2 separate regions of the Homo sapiens genome follow, and region 2 is linked to region 1. The links are chromatin contacts, found by Hi-C or POLR2A ChIA-PET in ENCODE. All regions are on one chromosome and are shown on one strand. Each heading gives the region's core, a stretch centred on a gene start or an enhancer-like site at or near the end of the contact. The rest is flanking DNA. Distances are from core to core; before and after follow the strand shown.

Evidence for each region. A loop is a pair of places that touch in the nucleus more often than their neighbours do. ChIA-PET counts read pairs that join two places held with the same protein, here RNA polymerase II (POLR2A). Pooled maps may share reads with other maps.
Region 2: a loop to region 1 is called in a map of mammary epithelial cell, with 2.2 times the contacts of the local background. The contact joins the enhancer-like site here to the promoter of KCNAB1-AS1 in region 1. A Hi-C loop is called at or near these places in 2 of 168 maps with a recorded cell type or tissue (MCF 10A and mammary epithelial cell) and 4 of 50 pooled maps. POLR2A ChIA-PET finds 5 or more read pairs at or near these places in 3 of 52 experiments (OCI-LY7, activated CD8-positive, alpha-beta memory T cell and activated T-cell).

The regions. Positions count from the first base shown.
Region 1 is chr3:156,442,708-156,450,624 of GRCh38, forward strand. It overlaps KCNAB1-AS1 (KCNAB1 antisense RNA 1), which reads right to left and starts at 4,229. Exons shown (of 3, transcript NR_046618.2): 1 at 4,078-4,229; 2 at 3,327-3,389. The region is part of intron 2 of KCNAB1 (potassium voltage-gated channel subfamily A regulatory beta subunit 1); the gene reads left to right. LOC124906298 (a long non-coding RNA gene) reads right to left here. Exons shown (of 5, transcript XR_007096140.1): 5 at 6,388-7,143.
Region 2 is chr3:156,378,626-156,386,542 of GRCh38, forward strand. The region is part of intron 1 of KCNAB1 (potassium voltage-gated channel subfamily A regulatory beta subunit 1); the gene reads left to right. Among named protein-coding and RNA genes, the nearest start is that of KCNAB1-AS1, 64 kb to the right of the region's middle. Within about 2 kb of position 5,282, at least 2 of the 41 ENCODE cell types and tissues checked have a DNase peak (open chromatin) inside an H3K27ac peak, as active enhancers do.

The DNA of each region.
Region 1 (7,917 bases), core at 2,979-5,478:
TGAAAGACTGGGCTACCCTCTGCCTCTGCCCTCCCAGCTGCAGACAGCCTGCCCTAGGATCCCTTCAACAGCAATCACATCTCATTGTTGCCCAGCTCTCTGCCCTGATCCAGAATTCTTAAAAGGGTTTGAGGGCTAAAAGTCAAGGATGGCTCTGTGCATGAGGTTGGAGACACTGCTCCTCAGATGACAAAAAACCTGAGATAAATCCTGATCTCAGGTGGGACTGAGAGAATTTGAGAGCAGGGAGGTGGCCGAGGAGAGTGAAGGCAAACATATGGAGTTCTTCATCTAGACAGCCAGTTTGGGGGCAGAGATAGGTGCAAAGCTTTTTTAAAAAATTTCATTTTTAGTTCCGGGATACATGTGCAAGATGTGCAGGTTTGTTACATAGGTAAACGTGAGCCATGGTGGTTTGCTGCATCTATCAACTCATCACTTAGGTATTAAGCACCACATGCATTAGCTATTTATCCTGATACTCTCCCTCTCACCGCCGCCCCCTCAACAGGCCCCAGTGTGTGTTGTTCCGCTAAACAATGGGAACACGAAGCTTATCATAAGGAAGGAAGGTTAGTGGGGAAGGCATTCAGCAGAGGGAAGAACATGGGCAGATTGTAAAGCAGGATGTTGTTACAAGCATTTAGAGCAAACCTGGGCCATACCATTTGGCTGGAATAGAGCATAGGGGCTGTGGGGAGGTAAAGGAGCATCATCACCAGGAATCAGCATGGGGCTGTGGAGTGTCCACTAAGCAGCTGTGGCAAGTCACTTCTTACCACTCACTGTCACTTTCTTATCATTTCCTCAGGTGAGGAAAATAGATGGAATCTTTCAGACCCTGTAGTTGTGATAGGGATTAGAGCTGATGTATGTAAAGCACCTAGCACCGAAGGAGCTAGGAAAGCACAATGGATCTACATGGTGGAGGCTGAGGATGTCTTTCTCATTTGGCCATAGTTTCCTATTTTATTAAGTGCTGACACAGAAACTTTAAATAGTGGAGAGGGTTCTAAGTAATATTTAGTCCTTACACACACACACACACACACACACACACACACACACACACACTATTCTTTACTTGTAAATGGAGATGCTGCTTGCACTTCACCTGCCTGAGGAGGCCCACCTTTATTTCTCCTGGCCTTTACCACTTCCTTACCTACTTTTATTGCTATTTCAAGCTCTTTTGTAAAAGGCAGGTGTGAAAGCATCCCACCCCTCAGCCCCCTTGAGGACCTGGGTGGCATTACTGGTACTTGAAAGAAAAGGTAATGAAAGTAAAAAAGAAAAGGCTAAGTTGCTATCACATTTGTCAACTCTGGCCAGATGCTCATTAGCAACAGGCTAGAAGCCAAAAATGAAAGACCAGGCTGCAGCTTGGATCCAAAAATAAGGGCCAGGCTCTGTGGAAAATACTGACAGATGCGAGCCAGAACAAGGAAGAATGCTTTGTGTGCGTCATTTGAAAAAGAACACGTCCAAGCACCCAGACATAGGTCTTCATGTAGTTTATCTTAGTGGCCACAGTAGGGTTGCTCAGAGCATTGTTTTGCCTCCAAATCACATGGGATGCTTGATAAACATACAGATGCCCCAGCTGCAGCTCATATCTGCAGAATAAGAATCTGTGTGGGGGTCCTGGGGGATTCTAATGCACCCTGAAGAGTAAGACCTATTGATCTGAGATTGGGAGAATTAATGCTTGAGCTATGATGGAGGCTGGTAAGCACTTAGGAAATTTCACTGCATTCTCCCAAAAATCCTGTGAACTAGTTATGATTATTACCATTACCATCCCATCTTGCTAGTGAGTGGTGGAGTCAGAACTCCAGCCCAGGCCTCCTGATGTCCCCTTACTTACTTAGCCTTTTATTCTAGGCCTCACCAGCAAGAGGGTATCTTCATTCCATGCCCTTCAATTGGTAGAGAGTGCCAAGGGCAAGAAGCCAATTCCTCACCTCCATTACCTGTCTTTACATCCCAGCGCCATCATGGGCCTTCCCCTCAGGCCAGATTTCTAAGAATTTGGTTCTGTTTGTTTTGTTTTGATTCTGCATGAAATAAAGAAGGTTAAGGTAACTATGTAGCTTCCCTCTCTTATTGAAATAACAGTGCCCTCTCTACACCATCCCGTGATTGCCAGGGTGCAGGAGCATGTCTGCTGGATTTAAATCCCAGCTTTTACTCCACCACTTACTAGTTATTTAAACTTTGGGCATGTCATTTAACCTCTGGAAAATAGAGATGGCAGCAATTGAGTAAAAGAAGAAGAAAGGCAAGTCAGGGTGTAAAGAAAAGGATGGGCTGGATGCTGTGGCTCACGCCTGTAATACCACCACTTTGGGAGGCTGCGGTGGGCGGATCACAGGGTCAGTAGTTCAAGACCAACATGGCCAACATGGTGAAACCTTGTCTCTAATAAAAATACAAAAATTGGCCGGGCACGGTGGCACGCGCCTGTAATCCCAGCTACTCAGGAGGCTAAAGCAGGAGAATTGCTTGAACCTGGGAGGCGGAAGTTGCAGTGAGCCCAGATTGTGCCACTGCACTCAGGCCTGGGTGACAGAGCGAGACTCTGTCTCTGAAACAAAAACCAAAACAAAGCACAAAGGAAAAGGATGAGATGCTACCGGTATGAGAAGAATATAAACTGTGGTTCTCAACCCTGACTGCAATTAGAGTTATCTGAGGATCTTTTAAAAATACTGATGCCAGGATTCCACTCCCAGAAATTCTGATTTCACTGGGGTGTGGTGAGGAATCAGGTCAGCAATACCATTTATATCCCCCCAGGATATTCAAATGCGCAGTTGTGGTTAAAAACCTCTTGTTGAAGATAGTGAGGAAAACAACCAACGTTCCACAAATGCTCTCTGGTTAGAGACACTTTCTTAGTAAGGGTGAGAATGCTTACTGATTGAACAAGCAATTATTACTCACTTACCCTGTGCCAGGCTCCAGTGCAATGGCTAAAATTTAAAATTTAAATTAAACTTAAACTTAGTCCCTGATCTCAGGATAGTTGCAGTCTAATGAGGAAGTCACAGCCAAAAATAAACTATGCGGTTACAATATAGTGTGGTCAATATGGTAATAGCAGTTAGTTCAAAATGGTAGGAGAAGAGTAAATGGAATGACTTCTTCTCCTTTCAAAGAAACCATAGAATCATGAAATAATAGAGATGAAGGAAGCTCAAGGTTCCTAATTTTGTGCATAAGGAAACAAGAAATCAAGAGATTGGAGGTTTCTCAGAGTCACAGAGTTAATGCAAGAGAACCTAAAAAATTCTAATGATGTAGCAAGACATACTTTAACTCACCAGGGGAAGTGCTAAGAAACTATGGCTTAGCAGCACTGGACTCTGAAGCTGGAGTTCTGGGTCCTGAAAAATAAGTAGAATTTGGACATAAAGGCATGGGGAAGGTTTAGATTTTCAGTGGAAGGCTCAGCCCATAGCTCAAAGGAGAACATGCTCACCAGGGTAATGACCTGGAGCTTAAGGATCTCAGGTGGTGGCCAACAGCTTAGGGCTCCCTCCTCCACATCAACTCTAGTTTTGGGCTTACACCTATTTCTTGCTGGATACGCAATTTAGAGGGATGCTCCCACCTCCAGTTCCACTCCTCTTTGGGGGTTATACTATACAACTGAGACATTGAACATGTTAATTTTACCTGGTGTATTGCTTAATTTCAATGTGACCTAGGGTTTGAACCTCTTATCTTAAATTCTTTAGTGACGTAACAGATTAACACCTCAAAATAGATGAAATGTCTCTCAATTATGACTACATTTGGTCAGTCTTGACTATATTAAGCTGCAGTTCACATGTGCTCTGTTTACCAAACTTAAAATCATTAAATCTATATTGAAATGTGTTGAATTGGCTCTCCATTCTCCCCATACTCTGACCTTGGTGTTCTCCTAGAGGTTTCACCTTCTCTCACACCCTACACATCCTTTTACACCAGTAAATACTATTGCTTCCCCTTCAAAATTTATCCAAAATTCAACCACTCCTCGCCATCCTCACTACCACCACCTTGGACCAAACCACTGTCATGTCTCACCTGGATTATGGGAACAGCCTCCTAACTGGTCCCCCATGTTTCAGCCTCGCCTCTGCAGTCTATCCTTAGCACAATAGCAGAGTGTTCCTTTTAAAAGAAAGTCAGATTGTGTCACTTCTGTATTCAAAATTATTCACTAGCCTTTCCTAGGTCCTTCCTATGATTGACATGACATGATCTGGCCCCCATGAACCTCACCTTCTCTTCTCTGGCCACACTGGCTTCCTCCTTGTCCTTGCTCATGTTGAGCAAGCCCCTACCTCACTGCTCCCTGCAACTGGAACACTCTCCCTCCAGATAAGCGCCTGGTGAGCCCCTTCACTTTCTTTAGGTCTTTTCTTGAAAGCTCCTTTCTTAGTGAATCTTATCTGGCCACCCTATCTAAAATTTCAATACTGATTCCTAGACATTTCATATACTCTATCCCTGCTTTATAAAATTGATTCTCTAACATTCATCAGTCAACATTATGTATTTTATTTTACATTTTATTTATTTGTAAAATTAACATTTATAAACACTATATATTTAACTTATTTTTGTTATTCCTTTTTCTTTACCCATATATCTGTTTCACGATGGGAGAAATAATTACCAGTTTTGTTCACTGTTGCATCCCAATAAACTAAGTACAACACCTGGCACACGGTAGACTCAATAAATACTTGTTGAATGAAAAAGTGAGGAAATGTTAACTGTGGCATAATAAATATTAATATTATAATTGCATTTACATATTCTCTTCTTGATAGCTATAATAATATATTCAAACCATAGGGAGACCAACCTGCACTATAGAATTTTATAACCTTAAGATGATTTAGACCCAAATTAAGGGACATTCTACAGAATACTTGATGAGTACTTTTAAAAGTGTCTACATCATGAAAGACAGGGAAAGACTGAGGAAGTGTCACATATTGGAGTGGATTAAGAAAACATACAATTAAATGCAATGTTGGATGCTGCTTAAGATCCTGGAAGAGAAAAAAAGACAATGAAATTCCAAAAAGATCTATTGTATTAGTACTGTACCCATGTTAATTCCCTGGTTTTGATAATTGCACTATGGTGATGTAAGATATTAAAATGATCTCATCTAAATGTCTAAATATCCTTTATACTCCAAGCAAGGCAGTCATTTAAATGGTAAACATGTTTTTTGAATGAGTACGCAAGAAGTAATTACCCTGATAATCACCAAACGATAATGAGGTAACCAAGATAGATGTGTGTGGTGGGCAGTTTTCTTCTTTTTACCTTTCATCCATCATTTTTCTGTGCTATGGTAGATTTACTCCAAGGAACCTAACACAGGTTTTCAAAGCAAATATTCCTTGGTCCATAAAGGGGTTTAATCAGAAGACACAAAATAGTTCAAAGAGTTATCTTTATACTCTCCCTTCTTTTAAAAGGTTAGAAATAACAATTGTCAGTTTAGTAAAATCATCTTGTAAATAACATCCCACTAATTTGAGATTACACAGTGAAATAATTGTATGCCATTCTAGGTCTCAGGAAAGCATGTTCTCATTAGAGGGAGAAAAATGGTTAAGAAAACTGTCACAGAGGGTTTTTGAGAATCATATTAACTAACAAGTCACCTTAGTTCTTCTGGAGTGGAGCACAGTGGAAAATAAAATCATAGAAACAGAGTTCTTCTGTCTAGAAGGCTGTTGCCCCGTTCCTCTCCAGCAGGAGGGGATGTGTCCTGTCTGTGAGAGGCAACTCCTCCTCAGGAGTAGAAAGTGGACCCCACCTACACTGGGCCACTTACCCATCTGCTTGCTGGAGGCATTTCAGCCAAGGAGAAAGACTTTCCCTTGGCCTTTTTCCACAAAGGGGCATAGCTGGGTGGGTACCCAGGGATAGGGAGAAACATTTCAATCATCTAGAGACTAGAAGAACTAAAGATTATTGATAAGCATTATTCATTTTTCTATAAGTCATAATAAAGATGTTTGTTTGGTAGGAAATATTCATTTTTCTATAAGTCATAATAAAGATGTTTGTTTGGTAGGAAATTATCCCAAAATTTTAAAGATTAATAACAGTCAACAAGGCAATGTAATTCAATTTAACCAACACTTACTGACCATGTACTAAGAACCCACTTCTATTCTAGGGCTGTGGAGATGCAAAGACGAATGAAATAAAAGTGTAGCCCTCAGACAGCTTACTCTCTAGTAAAAGATATAAACTCTATAAACAAGTAGGTAGAAAACAAATGAGTAGCAAGTGTCGAAGGGCCAGGGAGGTAGTCATCATGAACAAAATAAGCTGAATATAAGAATGACAAACTCCAAGAAATGGAAGCAAACACTTTATTCTTATTAAATTATGGAATAGGTATGTAATAATGTAAATATATATAATATTCATATGCTATTTTATATTAAATTTTAAAAACATTGAAAAAGGAAAACAATTATTGCTATATTTTTATTTCATAATTCATTACTGCTTTGACTTGGAATCAGAAACCTCACATCTTTTTTTCTGTACCAAAACATGTTTCAGGCCCTGTATTTTTCACTGTGATGTACAGAATGCAGCCTTAAACACTTATGCCAGGAGGGTGGTTGGTTTTTTTCAGATTAATTTTGGAGTCGAGCCTAAACATAGGCTCTTCCTAACATGGATGGAATTACTACTGTAAATGGTTCTTATATCTAGAATCACCTCTTCCAAAATGTGTGTACAATCCTGGCTTTCAGCATTGCTCTACTTAGACTTCAAATAGACTTCAGTACCGTTTTTGCATTACAGTTTGATAATGTCTAATCATAGCCCAACATAGGTGCTATCAAAAAATAAGAAAGGTAAGCTAAATAATGTTATTTCATTTTCATAAAGTTTGAAGTCTGAGAACATTTTTAGAATTTGGTTTTCAATGGCATAGTTTTAGAGAATAAATTTTATGGTATCTTCATTTCTGGAAACTGATCTCAATGTAGGAAAGTAGATGAAATTATTCCTTTACAAATGAATTTCCCAAAAAGTTACCTTTATCTGGACGGAGAGAAGCTCACAAATGAAACATTTGTGCAATACTTGTGACTGTACCTATAGAAAAATAGTCAAAAAATATAGATAAGTTGTAGAGTCAGCAAAAAGCTCAGGACTTTGGGCTAATCTTCACTGCTAAGCAGAGATAGGGCTATCCCCTGTGATGACATTAACAGTTAAAAAAATCTCTTCTGCACCACAGTGCAAGTAAGCCAGCAAATTCATTAAGCAAATGTTGACCTGATTTTGCTCAGAGACATAGAAGAATAGCCAATTAGTGGTATTAATTACTGAATCCATGGCTTCTCCCATTTTAGCTTTGTGCCCAAAGCAATTTCTGATGAATGAGGAAATTAATGGACTTGGGGATAGTGTACCTACAAAATAGTGCCACCTATGGGCTGTTACTTGACCGGCCTGACATTAACTCCACACATCCTGAGAGCTCCATCTATAACACTTGGTGACTTTGACCAATGCATTCTACATCCAAATGGTCTGAGACCTTTTTCATAACACAGAGTCAGCCATTTCCTGATGTTTTGCCTTTCATGGGCTCCTGTTTCTGAAGTTCCTTGACCCCTTCAAAATTCTCACCACACCACAAATAAATATAGTTAACAGTGTGCTATTCTCTATATCTGTGTTCTCATTTGCTGCAAGAGAAAATGCCACCCATAAATTAACTTGTCCTGAAAGTTCTCAATCTTATTTTTAACATACCAAGCTACAAAGTTGCTCATTAGACTAACATTTACAAATGCCTGTTGAGGCTCTGGACACATAATTTCTGCAGCATTCAAAAGAGACTCTTTTATAAACTGTGTTGTC
Region 2 (7,917 bases), core at 4,032-6,531, 63 kb before region 1:
CTTCCCTGTTTTCCTTTCTATGTGCACTCACTTCATCTCCCCAGTGTGGCCATAGAGTTCTGGATGGCGGGCTTCATGACTGGTTCATCTTGCGGTCTCTAGAACCCAACATAGTGCCTGGGTTGATACTCCAAACATGTTTATTGGTTGGGTTCTCTCTTACCTTAAGGTGGCTCCAAGCCCAGGAACGAGGAGGGTCAAGAGCCAAGCTGGACTCAACAGAAGCCAGGAGCAGGGACCCAAAAACAGAGGGAGGAGGGTCTACAAAAGAGAAAATGGAATGTCCCCCAGTGCCTCAAGCTGGCATGGGAACCATTCCAGGAGTCAAAGGCTGTCTCTGACAGTTTCTGCTGAAAAATCCCCAGAGCTGTGGGGGCTCTTGCCTGCAAGGATCATGCTTTCTGTGGGACTTACAGCCAACCAGTTCCCTAGGAACAGTTTGAGGGGGATTTGCTGATTCATCTGTTTTAATCCCTCTGGGAAGAACTCTGTGAGCATTGCATGGCAGCAGCACTCTGAAGGCAGGTGACGATCCCGCTGAGAAGAGTCGGGATCCTGTCTGTTTCTGAGCTTGGTTGATTTAACAAATATATACTGGGGCCCTATTATGTCTGCAAGCTCTGTTCCAGGTGCTGGGGACATAGCAATAAACAAATCCAACAAACATCTCTGCCCTTGTGGAGCTTACATTTTAACTGGGGAAGAACAGATAAATAAGATGAGGAAATCATGTACTATGTTAGGTGGTGTTAAGTGCTATACATAAAGATAGAAAAGGAAGGTGGATGAGGGTGTTGGTGTGGGAATTGTATTTTTTAAAGGGTACTCAGGGAAGGCTTTCTTGGGAAGGTGACACATGAGCTGGAGGAGGTGAGGGAGTGAGCCATGTGATAATCTGGGGAAGATTTCCAGGTACAGGGAACAGCCTGTGCAAATGTCTGCAGCAGGAGTGTGCCCAGCATGTTAAGAAAAAGCAAGGGGGCCCCTGTGGAACCACAGAGTGAACAAGGGGAGAAGAGTAGAGCAGGTCAGGGAGATAGCAGGAGCCAGACCTTGTAGGCCTTTGCATGGAGGGAAATGGGACTTCACCAGCGGGTTTTGAGCAAAGCAGTGATGGGATCTGATTTGTGTTTTAATAAGATCACTCTGGCCACTGCATAGGGGCTTAGGTTAGAGGCACAGAGACTCTTGGGAGGTGGTTTCAATGATCTAGGAAGAGGTGGTGGCAGTAGAAGTGGTAAGCAACAATTTTTTTCCAGACATACTCTAAAGGTAGAGTAGACGAGATTTACTTCACCATGCGGTGGATGTAGTGTGTGAAATGGAAGAGTCAGGACTAGTGCTAAGGTTTCAGCCTGAATAACTAGAAGGATGTGGCTGCTCTAAGTCCTCTTTCTGCAAGTTCCCTTTCCTACACCTCATAATTCTAGATATGGGGCTTCTCACCACAAGCACATGGAGGCTACTGAACAGTCACATTGCAGCAAGTTGGCTTTCTGCTCTCTGACCCCTCCCCATCCATCAGCTGAGGTCTCTAAACAAACCTGATCCTTCTCCAGCGCCTTCCCCTCTATCTTCCATTGCCAGGAAGAGAGCAGAAAACCAGGGTGACAACATGTGGCAGCTTTGTCTTCTTAGTTGGTTTGTATTATAGAAAAATATTCACCATGTTCTCCTCCAGTGTACCTTGATTTTGTGCATGTTTTGTTCTATACAATGACTGATATTTACTTTTGATAGCTATATGCATTCCTTGGTGTACTGAGCATTTATTTCGGAAGTCCTGAATGATATTTTGAAGCCTTTCAATTTAGATTTAAGAATACTTAAAACCTAAGCTCTCCAAAATAACACAACTATTTCACAAAAAACTAGCATTAGATTTCAGTCTCCAGATTGAACACATTTCTAGAGCACTTATCAGGTAGATTTCCAGGTAGAGGGATCAGCCTGTGCAAATATTTGCAGCAGGAGTGTGCCCAGCATGTTTAGTGAAGCCATTACTAAATTTGGTGAGGTTGGGAATGAGGTATAATTTCAAAGATGAATAAAATATAGCCTTAGGGAAATTAGAAACTAGGGAGAAAGGTAAAATAACCTACTTTTTCTTCCTTCCTCCCTGAAACGTATTAAACATCAAATAGGTTCAAGAATTACATAAGATGCTAAAGGCACAAATACACAAAATAGATCTGGTCCCTGATTTTGAGGGGTATAGTCTGCTGAGGGAGACATCAGCCTCCAACTAAACTCACTATAACAGGAGATGGAAAATCTTTCAGAAGAGAGCCATAAACAAAGAGCCACTATAATAGTGCATTAAATATTTCAAATTTACTAAAAGAGTAGATTTTAAATGTTTTCACCACAAAAAAATAAGGATGTGAGGCGATGCATTTGTTAATTCGCCTGATTTAATCATTCCACACTGTAAGCGTATATCAAAGCATCATATTGGGTCCCAAAAACATATAGAATTGGCATTTCTCAATTGAAAATAACACTAAAAAACAAACCAAAAAAGCGCCCAAAGAGCCATTAGACCACAGATGAAGGAGTATGGAGTATTTAAAGCTGAGTCTTGGGATTAGGGAATTTTGCAGATAGGTGGTGATATCTGAACTGGCCGGTTAAAGGATGGACATTTCTGCAAAAGGAGAAAGAACATTTTTGGCTGAGGGAACAGCATGAGATCCTCCAAAGTGTGTAGCAGTTTTAGAGAAGAGTCCCAGTAGAGGATACTGAGGGGATTCTGGTGATAATGAGGAGATTAGGAAGTGAGCCAGGGCCATGTGGTAAAGGAAGTGAAGCCTCCAGTGTAGAGAGAATAGAGCATTCACTCCTTCACCAAGGCTGGGGTCTCCTTGCCCACAAGCAGATGTTCTAACATGGGTGTCTTCCAAGTGAACACAGTCAGCAAGAGCCTTATCACAAGTTTCTTTAATAGGCTCTTCAGGGAAATTTACAGAACTTCTCACTGAACTAAATCAGTGGACATTTTGAAAGCTGGAAGGCAATTATAAGCTGGGCCAGAAACACAAAATGAGGAAAGGATCTTGTGGAAAATGGAGCTGTTTCAGCAGGCAGGAAACACAGGGAAGTGGTTCTAACACACTACTACTACCTAGTTCCTTCTCTGCTCACCTCCATATCCTGTGGCCCCTGGAAAAGATGAGACCTGGGTAAAACTGGTAATACCTATCCAGTCATTTGACACGTGAAAGGTTCCCAAGACTCAACTGCCACATTAGCCTTGCACAGATGCTTAACATTTCATTATATTTACTCTTTTAGCTGCAAAGAAAAAGATGAAATGCAAACTCTTTTGAAGGAACAGTGCAGCTAAGTTGAAAGAACACTGGATCAAGAATCAAGAAACCTAACCTCATTTTTACTTCACCTGAAGAGCTGTGTGGCCCTAGGTACAATAGGGCCACACAATTCATCTGTAAAGTTCCCCAACACACTGCCCATTCCAAAATCTTGGGGAAATTTAAAAGCTATATTCATTTCCAGGTCCCATCCAGATCTACTGAATCATAATCTCCAGAAGTGAGATCCAGAACCTGCATTTTCAGGCTGGGTGAGTGGCTCACACCTGTAATCCCAGCGCTTTGGGAGGCTGAGGCGGGTGTATCACCTGAGGTCGGGAGTTTGGGACCAGCCTGACCAACATGGAGAAACGCATCTCTACTAAAAATACAAAATTAGCTGGGCATGGTGGTGCATGCCTGTAATCCCAGCTACTCAGGAGGCTGAGGTAGGAGAATCTCTTGAACCCAGGAGGTGGAGGTTGCAGTGAGCCAAGATCACACCATTGCACTCCAGCCTGGGCAACAAGAGAGAAACTCCGTCTCAAAACAAACAAACGAAAACAAAAAACAAACAAAAAAACCAACCAACCAACCAAACAGAACCTGCATTTTCTAGTCTTTTTGTGATACTGGTTGGTGCCATTTACCGACTATTTTTTGTCCCACTAGCTTCTGGGAACCAAGTAGAGTTGCATTTTGTGGCCCCCTTGTGGTGAGGTGGGGCCATGGGAACAGTTCTGGCCACTGAGTGGGAAGTAGAAGGGGCAAGTGTCTCTTCCTGACTGGAGCATGGAATTGCCAGACTGAGACTGTCCCAGGTTGTTTTTCCCTCTGGCTTTGCAAGCAACCACTTTGGGATCTCCAAGTGACCACCATAAGCAGAGCACCCTGCCTACCTGCAATGAAAAAGAAGCCTGAGGGCTTGTTACATGTCGCTGAGGTGTGGAGCTTGTTAGCGCAGCCTAACCTAGCTTAGACTGACTGATAACCATCCTCTGGTGATTTGTACACAGTCAGCCTGATGCCAGGCTTTGACAAACTCGGGCTAGATGATCTTTCGGGTGCTTTCTACGTCTGAACTTTGTTGGTTCTGTAAACAGGTTATTAGCTATTAACTTCTGGTAAGATGCTTACTGGCCATCCGATGGGAAAAGCCCTTGTCAGGTCTTTCTGAGAGCTGCTCTTGCAAAATAGGCAGTGTGAAGAGATTAGATTGGGGATGGGGGCAGGGCAGAGCTCTCAGAGAGAGCAGCTATATAGTTGGGAGCAAGGAGTAGGTACATTCCCAAGGGTCAATTCAAGTTGGCCTGAAAGCCAACTTGGCAGCTGGAATTTCTATTTCTACTTTTAACAATTCAACATTTCCTGCCACTAGAATTTGTATATAAATGAATGGGTAATCTGCTTCAGGGGTTTTCATCCTGGGTGAAGATGGTCCCTTAAAATTTTGCTTGCCTGGAAACCCTTTTGTATGAGGCCTAAACTCCTTAGCACTGTAATTTAGGCCACTTCAATCCACTCTTAGGATAAATACCCATCCTGATTTGCCCAGAATTATCCCAGTTTTGCACTGAAAGTCTGGCATCCTAGGAATTCCTCAGTTCTGGGCAAACTGGGACAGTTGGTCACCCTACAGGCCATTTTGTTTCTTTCTAATAACATCACTGTGAAGATAAATTCTCCTCACCCCACCCTGATACTTGGCAAAGTTAGGTTTCAAGCTCTTCCCATGTGCTCTGGCTCAAGTCAGAAAAAAATAAAACCTCAACAGCTTCTGTTCTGCAGAAAGAGGTTTACAGATTTCAATATGCTAGCCAAAAAGAAAAAAATTATTCTCAGCTTGATTCTTTTGCCAGCTTGATAGGCATCGGCAGAGATGGGTGGTTTCCAACAGCGTTTTTCGCCCCTGAGCTGGTTTTGAGCCTCGCAGCTCTGCCACTTGACGGCATCCAGGTTTCCAGACGCTGGCAGGGATGCTACAGTCTGTCACCATCAGGCCTGCTTTGAGTTTTTCTGTTCTGACAGCTAGACAAGATGTCATTTGAAGGGTGTTTAGTACTTGGGTGGTTGTTTTCAGGGTGGGTGAGCCCCAGAGTAGATTTGATTCAGGAAACATTAAATGTTGGAGGCTGGTCTGTATCCTACTTGAAGAGTCAGATTAAAGGGTTGTATAAAATTAGGCACTTTTTATTCTGCAATTAAATAAGTTCACTGCCCTTTTGCTAAAAATGGATAATGGACAACTGAATGGCAGCTTGTTGGAAAATGGTGAAACCCAGAGTGGCTAAAGCTGATACAGCATTTGCTTCACCACCGTCTTTTTACAAGATATTATGAAGTGACTAAGGAGAGTATATTCAACTTTCAGAAAATACTTCTGAGTGAACTCTTTGCCTGAATGTCCTTCTACTCTGCAGCCTAGTAGCCCGATAGTAAAGAATGATTTGCTGAAAAGCCCGATTTTCCCTTTCTTCATCACTCTCTTCCCTCCTTTAGCTCTCAAAAAGTCCTGGGTCTCAGACCAAAGGTTGTTCTAGAAACAACTTGCTCTTGGAGAAATGTACCAAAGGAAAATGGAGTGCAAAAGCAAAAAAAGTCTATTTCTAGGGAGACCAAATTAGGAAGAAATGAGAACATGAGATATGAGTAGAAAGAAAGGAAGGGAAATAAGGACCTTTCTAGAGGCAGGGATGGTTCATGTGGTAGGCAGTCATTAGGTGCCAGGGAATATAGTTGAAGATGTGCTGGGATAGGCTTCTTGTTTCATATATTCACACTGGCACAGGAACCGCATCAGAACTTGTACTATTTCTTCTTTTAGATGAAGTTGGGTCCTCCTCAGAAAACTTCCATTCTGTGAAAACTCCCTTGGAATGGATTCCTCAGAGAGGTTTTGTTCTTCTGGCAGGAGAAGGAGGGCACCTGAAGGGGTAGGGGCACCTGGAAGGTGAAAAAGCATGGGAAGGAGGGTAAAGGCAATGAATATCATTTTTTCTACTTCAGTACCTTTCCAACAGCTGGCCCCATGGGAAGGAAAAGAAAACAAGAAAGAGTAAGAATAAAATTGTTTGGATTGGACTTTTCTCCTAACCAACCTCCTCATGAATTTAATCTCAGTAAGATTTGTGCAAGTAGAGTTTGCCTTAATGTCATTTATTTCTTTAAGACTTTGGCTTTTCCTGCCAATGCCAAAGTGCCAGTCAGAGTACCTTTAGGGCTTTCTAAATCTGGGGCTTTGAGGGAGACATCCGTGTTTGAGAAACATGTGCCCTAAGGAAGCTCAGAGATGAGGATGATGATAAAAGTGCTACTTTGGGAATCTTGTCTGCTCCAATAAGCCACATCACTCACAGTCTCCATGGCCCCCACTCCTTGTTTCTAAAATGCCTGGTTGTTTAGTGCCTTCTAGATCTTTAAGTCTATTAGCTTAGAAAGAAGCTTATCAGAGAAGAAACCAGTCTGTGTTCTGCTTTAGACAAAAGGAGGATCTTGTTGGATGGAAGAAAAAAAAAAAAGCATCCAAGTTAAAGATATACATATTGCCTACAATAAAAATAATTATTTTAATATGCTTTTCAAAAAAGCATATTTAAAACATTATTTCAAAATTAAATAAAATGTCAGATATGGCACAGTTACCTAATTTAGAAGAAACAAAAGCAAAATAAATTATACTAAGAGAAACTTTTGTAGAATAATATTTTAAGTAAAACCAGAAAAGGAAGTTTAATTTAGGTAATAACTTTATAAATGAACACAGCAAAATACATTCTTGACATTTTTCTGAATGTTAGACTCTTTCAGAAGTTTATTCATTCTCATAAGCAGTGATTTCCCTGTGATTAGCTCATTAAGTATATCTATAAATTAAAGTGAGCACTTTCTATTTTGTGTATTTGTTGTATTCTGCAGATTGGATTTCAATTTTTTTAATGTAGTTTTTCTGATTATAAATCATGAAAGATTTAATCACCTCTTTAGGTCAAAGAAATTGTATGGCTCTTCTTATCGCCCTCAAGCTTCTAAGCAATGGGTATTTCAAATAATTCAATCATGATTGTTACTGGTGGAAGGTATCCAAGTTACCAGCAGTGAATCCATACAGGTCTCTAGCAGTCTCAATTCTTGCCTCCTCAGAAGAAATAATTTGACAAAGGGGCATAAGGCAGAAAAAGAGACCGAGGCAAACTTTAGAGTAGGAGTGGAGTTTTATTTTAAAAGGCTTTAGAACAGAAAAGAAAAGATACTCTTGGAAGAGACCCAAGTGAGTAACTTGAAGAACAAGTGTGGTGTTTAACCGTGATCCTAGGACTTTATACGCTGGCCCCTTTTCCATGATTCTTCCTTTAGGGTGGGATGCCTTCATGCGCAGTGCCCTCCTTGCCATTGACAGGTGAGCACACACAGTGTGTTTAGGAAGTTGCACAAATGCCCATCTGAGGCTTTCTTCCCTTTTCCAGTGGTGTGCCCTTGGAAGGTCGTTCTCTGCCATTATGTCTCTTAATGCACATGACAGGGAAGTTGCATCTCTCTGGCATCTGCATTCAATTGACACTTCAGTGCAACAGGTGTGGACCATCAGGAAATGACCTCTCCCTGGTAC